Linked DNA regions of Mus musculus: region 1 is linked to region 2. The links are chromatin loops, found by intact Hi-C in ENCODE. Cell type or tissue: gastrocnemius. All regions are shown on one strand.

Region 1 (4,000 bases), 62 kb after region 2:
TAAAATCACACCTCTGACAATTCAGCCCAAGTATCAGCCCTGTTCACACATATAAGGAATATCTGATAATCTGTGTGCAGCTTGAGTGCCCTCTCCCAATACCTGGGGTGCTAATACAGAGTCACCAGGTCACAAAGGATAGGGAACTTGGCATTATGCACAACCAAAAGTAAACAGAACTCTACCTGTCATCAGCCTCCTACAATCCTAAATTTCACTGCACACTTATTTCTGTCCCGATATATCATCTGCTTTAGAATTTTTAAAAGTTTTTATGTAACCCTAAGAGGTCTATGATATGCCTGTAGAGTTTAAAGGAAATGGATGAGGTAGGTTGCCATCTGGAAGATTCTCTGTAAGGTCAAATAAAGATGATAAGAGAAACAAAGTTACTGCTGACTGGAGTACAAACGCTGAGGAAAAGGAGAGGCCAAGCCTTCACACTGCACCTGCTTTGACAAGATGAAGAGAGACAGCTTTCTCAGAGGAAAGGGGATACATAGAACCAGAACAGAGACAAGATGGAGAGTGTGGAGGAGGCGGTGAGTAAGGCTTTGGATTAGAGAGTAATCCACAGGGCGAGCGTTAGTAATCCAAATCTAATTTGGGTTCAGTTCCTCCTACATGGGTGACCGAGATGAGTAAACTGGCACTCTACTGAGGACATTCAAGTTTGCTGTAACAAAAACAGCTCGGACCTAGCCGCTCTAAGCAGGTACTCTTGTAAGGTTCAATCTACACGCCCCGTGATTCTGAGCTCAGAGGGACTAGACACTTGTAAGACTGGATTGTCTCATTTTCCATGCCAAACAACTGTAATAGAAATCAGTAGCCAACTCCATTTTCAACCGCATAGTTTGGCCAAGGGTAAAAAAACCACCTCAGTCAAAAATTCTGGTCAGCAACACAGCTACCCAAGCAGCTCTCCCTGTTCTCCTCTACACACCTTTTGTCTCTTTTTAGGCAGAGAGAGGAAGAAGCGCTTAGCATACAGGATGGGGGCAAGAAGGACTGGCAGCCTTCCTACTAATTGCCGAATCACAGAGCACCATGGCTTTGTGAGAGAGGGAGCCCATGCTTAGAAAGTAAGTTCCTAGCAAGGCTTTCTTCCTCCTATTCACTCATAAATGTTCCTCTAATAAGGTCGGAATGATTTTACCTTTGGGTTCGATGTTTAACATTTATTATCTTGGACTTTGCACATGGGGGGAAAAAGCCCTATAATGATTGCCTTAAAAAGCATACAGCTGTTGTCGGTGAAGGCACACGCAGGTCTAACTGCCTCTAATATGTAACCTTCAGAAACTAACCCCCTCAAAAAGTTGCTTTTTACCATGCTTCCGTTTACCCACCCACGTTGCTGCAGAATATTTAATTCCGAAGCAAAAAAATCCATCTTCCCCACTGAATTTTTTGCACAGCAGTGTGTTAAGCAACAACAATGTTAAATTTGTACTGCTTACTCTAAATGGTGTTAAAATAAACGAACTCTGGGTCTGGAAACTCTCACGGACGTTTTTCACAATGAGCTTTAAAAAGGACGCTTCCAAAAGGCGATTGGGGCACTAGGGCAATATTAACAAATCAGGAGTAGATGAGACGCAGAGACGGAGGATTCCTCCACCATAGCGTGTTTCTGTGGTCGCTAACAACAGTCCGCTCGCTCCCTAGGCAAGCAGCGGCGCACAGGCTCTGGAACCTTCTAGGTCATTTGGAGATTCACCATGCGGAGGAAAAGGCTCTGTTGCCCAGGCTCTGCCGAGATCCTAGCTGAGGTGGGAGCCGGTGCCAGCTTGAAGAAGCTGAGTGGGGAGTCGGGGGCGAGCCTGGAAGGCCAGCGGGACCAGGTGGTCGCGGGGTGTCACGGTTCCCGGAATCCCCGGACCCACCATCTCCCTCGGGAAGCAGCGAGCTCCAGCCCTCCCCGGCCACCCAGGCTCCTACTTACGGGGTGCAGCGGTCGCTGAACTCGTTGGCGATGGTCTCGATGCCCCCGGCCCGCGCCACCGCAATGTAGCAGCTCTGTGAGCCTACGTCTAGCCCAACCACCGACATGGCTGGCCCGGTCCGCCTCCGCCTCGGGTCCGCTGCGTGCTCGTCCTGCTCCCGACCAGTCGGGAAGATGCCTCCGGCTTACCCTGCAAGACTGCGCTCAGTCTCTGCCACCGCTCTCCGCCGCCCGCCTCTCTCACGCAGCCGCCGCCGCTCAGCTACCAATCCAAAAGGGGAGGTCCCAATCGCTCAGCCTTATGTAGCCTACTGAGGAGAACTTTCCAGAATCTGCAGCATTTTACTCACCGGCGCCTCCACGTGCCACTTCCGCTTCCTTCTTCTCGAGCCTTCGAGAAAGATTCTACCCAATGGACTGCTGGTCCCTCCGCGGGCGGCCTGAGTTGCCATGGTGACAGGGCAGCTGCTCGGGCGCCATTGGCTAAAACTGACCGAGCTTGCCCGGCCTCCATCCCGCCCTCCCCAGCCTGAGGGGCAGTTTTCGTTCCAGTTGACTCCAGTGAATAACCGGTCGGGAACTTCTGTCGCTTAAGTGGTGACTCCGGTGGCAGTGTCCGGCTCCCGACGCCGAAAAACTATTGAAAGGACGGAGAAAGAACACACTACTCCGGGACCCCAGGCCTCTCCGGTCACGAACTTGCTGTTGGCAGAGAGCATGTCGGGAAGCGTAGTCTGGCCGGGAGACCCTAGCGCCTTGCATGCTGGGAAACGCAGTCCAGTGGTGAGGCCTCGGTGCTTTGCATGCTAGGATATGTAGTCCAGCCCGTGGTGCGTGCCACGATCCTGCTTTGTCTTAAGGGCTCAGTAAAAAGAGGCCCAGCTGGCTGCTGCCGATTCGCGCTCTTTCTCTGGTGTATGCTTTGTTCTGTGTTCCGTTCTTGCTTGTTTTTTCAACAGCTAATGGATTGCGATTTAGGGGCGTCAGGATAAGCCGCAAACGCGGTTTATATTTTGTAGACATTTGTCCGCTGGCAAGATTGTTGCAGAATAAAACACAGAAGGGTTTTCTTCTTCTTCTTCTTCTTCTTCTTCTTCTTCTTCTTCTTCTTCTTCTTCTTCTTCTTCTTCTTCTTCTTCTTCTTCTTCTTCTTAAATGAAAACTTTTGATTGCTATGCAATTTGGGAAGCTGCTGGTGTTTTGCCGACAGGGTTTTGCATATTTTGGATACTAGTTTAAGCCGACTTTGTTTAACCCTGCCACTCCTAACCATAAGGTTATGATTTAATGTAATGGCTAATAATATGGTTTAATAAATGGGTGTATGGTTTATTCCTTGTTTAATCTAACCTTTCATTTTCTTTCCTTGGAAAGTAAGCTTAGGTTCCATGAAGAGAAAGCAGAGGTGGATGCTGCTGGCTCCTGCTTTCAATTCTTATGTACCGTTAAAAAAAACGTCAAAGTTTGCCTGAAAACCCCGTGTGTACCCTCTAGAATATGGAAATATGCACAATTAAAACGTGCGCTGCTAAATAAGTGTGTAATTGAATGAAGAGTTGGGGCCCAGGGTTAAAAACTAACTCCTGAAGTATGCCTCTTCCCGTAGGACAAGTGGGGTTGCTTAAATGGGAGCTTTCTATACAAATTGCAGAGTAAGTTTTATTCGTGGTGATTGATCGGCTTGCCACTTAAGTTATTTCACCTGCTAGCATAACTATTTAAAATGGGAGAAGAACCAACGCTATCCCAGAGCAGCTGCGTTTTTAAATTTGAAATATGTTTGTTGGCATTCTTTTCATTTTGTGTCTCTGAAACCTCCACCACCCCGGCTTTTTTTTAAGTATATGAAAACTCTTTTTTTTTTTTTTTTTTTTTTTGGTTTTTTCGAGACAGGGTTTCTCTGTGTAACCCTGGCTGTCCTGGAACTCACTTTGTAGACCAGGCTGGCCTCGAACTCAGAAATCTGCTTGCCTCTGCCTCCCAAGTGCTGGGATTAAAGGCGTGGGCCACCACCACCCAGCAGAATATGAGGTTGACCAGTTTTCCCTTTAG
Region 2 (4,000 bases):
GGATTTGAGTCGAGCCTGCTTGCTGAGGACCTCATTCACTCTCACTAATTAATCTCAACAACCCCGTCCCCAAATTGAGTCTCATCCTGAGGAACTGGGACCATTCACTATTTGAAGTGGGGAAGGGGGCGGTGTAGCAATTCACCCACAACAAAAAGTGAAGGAAACTGGGACTCAAGGTAGCTGACACAATGGCAGGTGTGTGTTGCTTTGAAAGGTAGCCACTGTCCCTCTGATGGTCATGGATGTCCCCATTATGTACTTGGCTCAGCCTGCTCTTTTCTCCTTTATTTACTTTGTTTGTTTGTTTGTTTGTTTGTTTGTGTGTGTTTTTGTTTGTTTGTTTGTTTTTTGTTTTTTTGAGACAGGGTTTCTCTGTGTAGCCCTGGCTCTCCTGAAACTCACTCTGTAGACCAGGCTGGCCTTGAACTCTGCCTCCTGAGTTCTGGAATTACAGGCATGTGCTACCTGTACCCCCAACAACCCCCCTCCCACCACCACCGACCCCTCACCCCTGGTTCCAGTGCTCCTCTCCCGCACTGCAGCCTTCACCAGCTCACAGTCTCCTAACAGAATGCCGGAGCCATGACATGATTTACAAGCCTAACAGATGACTGACAGCAATATTACTGTAATCATGCCGAACCATTATTACATTTTAACCACGTCTCTAGGCATTGTCTTTTAATCAATTTTCTAAAGTTCTCAATGCAACACTATCAGAGGGAAATGTAAGCCTCCTCCAGGCTGAATAGAACTGCCACATCCAAGCCAAGCTGAGTTCAGATGTGTGTATTTGTTTTGTGTGTGTGTGTGTTGACATATGCGTCTGTGTATCTCTGTATATGTGTACGTATGTATGTGTGCATGTATATGTATGCGTTTGAGTGCTTGTGGGTATGTGTCTCCATATTACAGACAGTACTGAGGGGGAGAGATGCTAGGCTACCCAGATGGAACCACTTGGATTCTAAACCAGTAGACGGACTCTCTGGGCTGACATGTCCTCAAACAACAGCCACACGAGAATCCACTCCATGTGACTTCCAAGTATCTGCCTGGTGACAGGGTTGGTGGTTTGTTTTTGTTTTTGTTTTTGTTTTTATTTTGTTTTTGTTTTTTTCAAGACAGGGTTTCTCTGTATAGGCCTGGCTGTCCTGGAACTAACTTTGTAGACCAGGCTGGCCTCTGCCTCCCAAGTGCTGGGATTAAAGACATGTGCCACCACCTCCTGGCTAGGGTTGGTGGTCTTATATTAAAGACTTAGTAACAGGTTTGATTATTAAGATTCCAGAAACCAGCCGGGCGTGGTGGCACATGCCTTTAATCCCAGCACTCGGGAGGCAGAGGCAGGCGGATTTCTGAGTTCGAGGCCAGCCTGGTCTACAAAGTGAACTCCAGGACAGCCAGAGCTATACAGAGAAACCCTGTCTCGAAAAACCAAAAAAAAAAAAAAAGATTCCAGAAACCAGATCCAAACTATGAAAGCTGGGTCCATGGAAAGTGAGGTGACTGGTTATTTCCTTGTGGGAAGGATAGAGCCTAGAGACTTGTGGTCACAATTGTCCCCTCTCTTTGGTCACCTTTCACATTGGATTTAGAGTCTGCAGCTAGCCTGGGCTACACAGAGAGATCATATCTAGAGAAAGAAGAAGAACCAAACCTATTACCTTCCCCCTTTTCTCCACAGGTCTGGGATCTGGAGACACATGGCTGCTGCTGTACCATCTCTTCCAAAGCCAGTGGCATCAAGGGAGAACTCACAGCCTGCCTCTATCTCCCCGGACCTAGAGCCCTGTGTGTGGCCACGGGGACTCTGGCTTTCCTTCACCTGAAAGTGGGGTAGGGAACTGTCTGTCACCTGAGCTTTGCATGTGCAATGTTCTAGAGGGTTCTAGAGAGTCCCAGTGGTGTGGTCAATAGTCTACTCAATGCTTTAAGAGTGGTTCAAATGCTGAGTGAGACTCCATTAGAGAAAACAAGAGTTATCATTTAGGAGTGGTTACCAACTGGAGATAGCTTCTGGGTTAGGGATGAGAGCTTGCATCTACCTCCACTCTCAGCTCTGGGATTGCAGTCCCCGTGGCATGCTGCCAAGGTCGCTCTGAGTTCACACGGCCACCGGTCCTACTGTGTGTAGGAGGCCTTGTGTCTCTGGGGTTCTCCATCCTCTCTGGCTCTTAAAATCTTTCCACAGGATTAAAATTCTGCAGGATTCCTCCAGTTGTGGGGGGCGGGGGTGGGGGGGGGGAGACTGATGGAGATATCCCATTTGAGAGTGCTCCAAGGTCCAGCTGTGGGCCTCTGCAGGAGGAAGGGAGGAAGCTTCTCTGATGGTGGCTGAGCAAGGTGCTGATCTTGCTCCTATATTAGAGAGAGAGAAAGTGTGTGTGTGTGTGTGTGTGTGTGTGTGTGTGTGTGTGTGTGTGTGTGTTTAGCAGAGCGCCAGGCTATCTTCCTTTAGCAGAGCAGGAGTATTTTGGTTTCCCCTGGGTCCCTGGCCTGTCTAGTCTCAGTTTCTTGGCCACTAAGCAGTGTTGGGAATGGGTTCCATCTCATGCAGTGTTTTGAGCTTTTAGGGCATTTCTATATGTGCCAATGTGTGTGTCTCTGTGTCTATATGTGCCAATGTGTGTATGTCTGTGTCTATATGTGCCAATGTGTGTGTGTCTGTGTCTATATGTGCCAATGTGTGTATGTCTGTGTCTATATGTGCCAATGTGTGTGTCTCTGTGCCTATATGTGCCAATGTGTGTGTCTCTGTGTTTACATGTGCCAATGTGTGTGTCTCTGTGTCTACATGTGCCAATGTGTGTATGTCTGTGTCTATATGTGCCAATGTGTGTGTGTCTGTGTCTATATGTGCCAATGTGTGTGTCTCTGTGCCTATATGTGCCAATGTGTGTGTCTCTGTGTCTATATGTGCCAATGTGTGTGTCTCTGTGTCTACATGTGCCAATGTGTTTGTCTCTGTGCCTGTGCCTATATGTACCAATGTGTGTGTCTCTGTGTCTACATATGCCAATGTGTGTGTGTCTGTGCCTATATATGCCAATGTGTGTGTGCCTCTGTATGTGCCAGTGTGTGTCTCTGCATCTATATGTCCCAATGTGTGTGCCTTCCTCTATATGTTCCACAGTGTGTGTCTCTGTATCTATGTGTTCTCCTTGTGCTTTTTCTTTGGCTTCTTATTTTTCCATTTGTTCCTTTGTTCATTTGTTTTCCTCTTATTGGACTTAGTTTTTATTTTTGTCGTATTTAAGTTTTTTGAGATATATATATATATAGATAGATAGATGTCAGTTTGTTTTCTAATGAAAGAGCAGGGGAGGATGTGGATTTGGGTAGATGGGGTGGTAGGGAGGACCTGGGAGGAGCTGGGGCAGGAGGAACCATAATCAGAATATAGTGTATGGAAAAAAAAAAAAAAAAACAGTCAATCGCCAGGCAGTGGTGGGTCACACCTTTAATCCCAGCACTCGGGAGGCAGAGGCAGGCAGATTTCTGAGTTCAAGGCCAGCCTGGTCTACAGAGCGAGTTCCAGGACAGCCAGAAACTACACAGAGAAATTCTGCCTTGAAAAAAACAAAACAAAACAAAACAAAAAACATTCAGATAAACAAACAAACAAAAACAAACAAAACCCTTAAGGGTCAGGAGAAAGGATTCAACAATTAAGAGCACTTACTGCTATTGTGAAGGACTCAGGTTCAGTTCCTGGCACCCAGTTCTTGGCGGCTCACAACTATCCATAAATCCAGTTCCAGGGGATCCTGTGCTCTCCTCTGACTTCTACACATACACACATGCAGCCAAAACAGTCATGCGCATTAAATAAATAAATAAATAAATAAATAAATAAAGAGCAAATAAATAAATAAATGACCAAGCGGGCGAGCATCAGACAGAAGGAAATGTGCCCTTCCCCTCAGCCTGCCCTGGAGGCCCAAAGGCAATGAAATAAACCTCACCCTTCTGTGGAAAAAGAATTCTCCCCTGC

The links. Hi-C counts contacts between places; a loop is a spot of excess contacts. Peaks named below come from ENCODE experiments on the same cell type or tissue, not always from the same donor. Only the 100,000 strongest peaks of a DNase experiment are listed, where the experiment ranks them.
Region 1: a loop joins it to region 2, with 2.8 times the contacts of the local background. A loop is called at or near these places in 1 of 42 quality-filtered maps.

What each region holds. Positions count from the first base shown.
Region 1 is chr5:149,634,022-149,638,021 of GRCm38, forward strand. It overlaps Hsph1 (heat shock 105kDa/110kDa protein 1), which reads right to left and starts at 2,294. Exons shown (of 18, transcript NM_013559.2): 1 at 1,949-2,294. The coding sequence starts at 2,055. In gastrocnemius, a CTCF peak has its summit at 2,302; DNase peaks (open chromatin) are centred at 2,379 and 2,701; H3K4me3 peaks cover 3,374 bases; H3K27ac peaks cover 2,537 bases.
Region 2 is chr5:149,572,299-149,576,298 of GRCm38, forward strand. It overlaps Wdr95 (WD40 repeat domain 95), which reads left to right. Exons shown (of 23, transcript NM_029440.3): 8 at 1,691-1,842. The region is part of intron 2 of Gm35763 (a long non-coding RNA gene); the gene reads right to left. Among named protein-coding and RNA genes, the nearest start is that of Gm35763, 10 kb to the right of the region's middle. In gastrocnemius, no CTCF peak of the experiment used is centred here; a DNase peak (open chromatin) is centred at 2,101.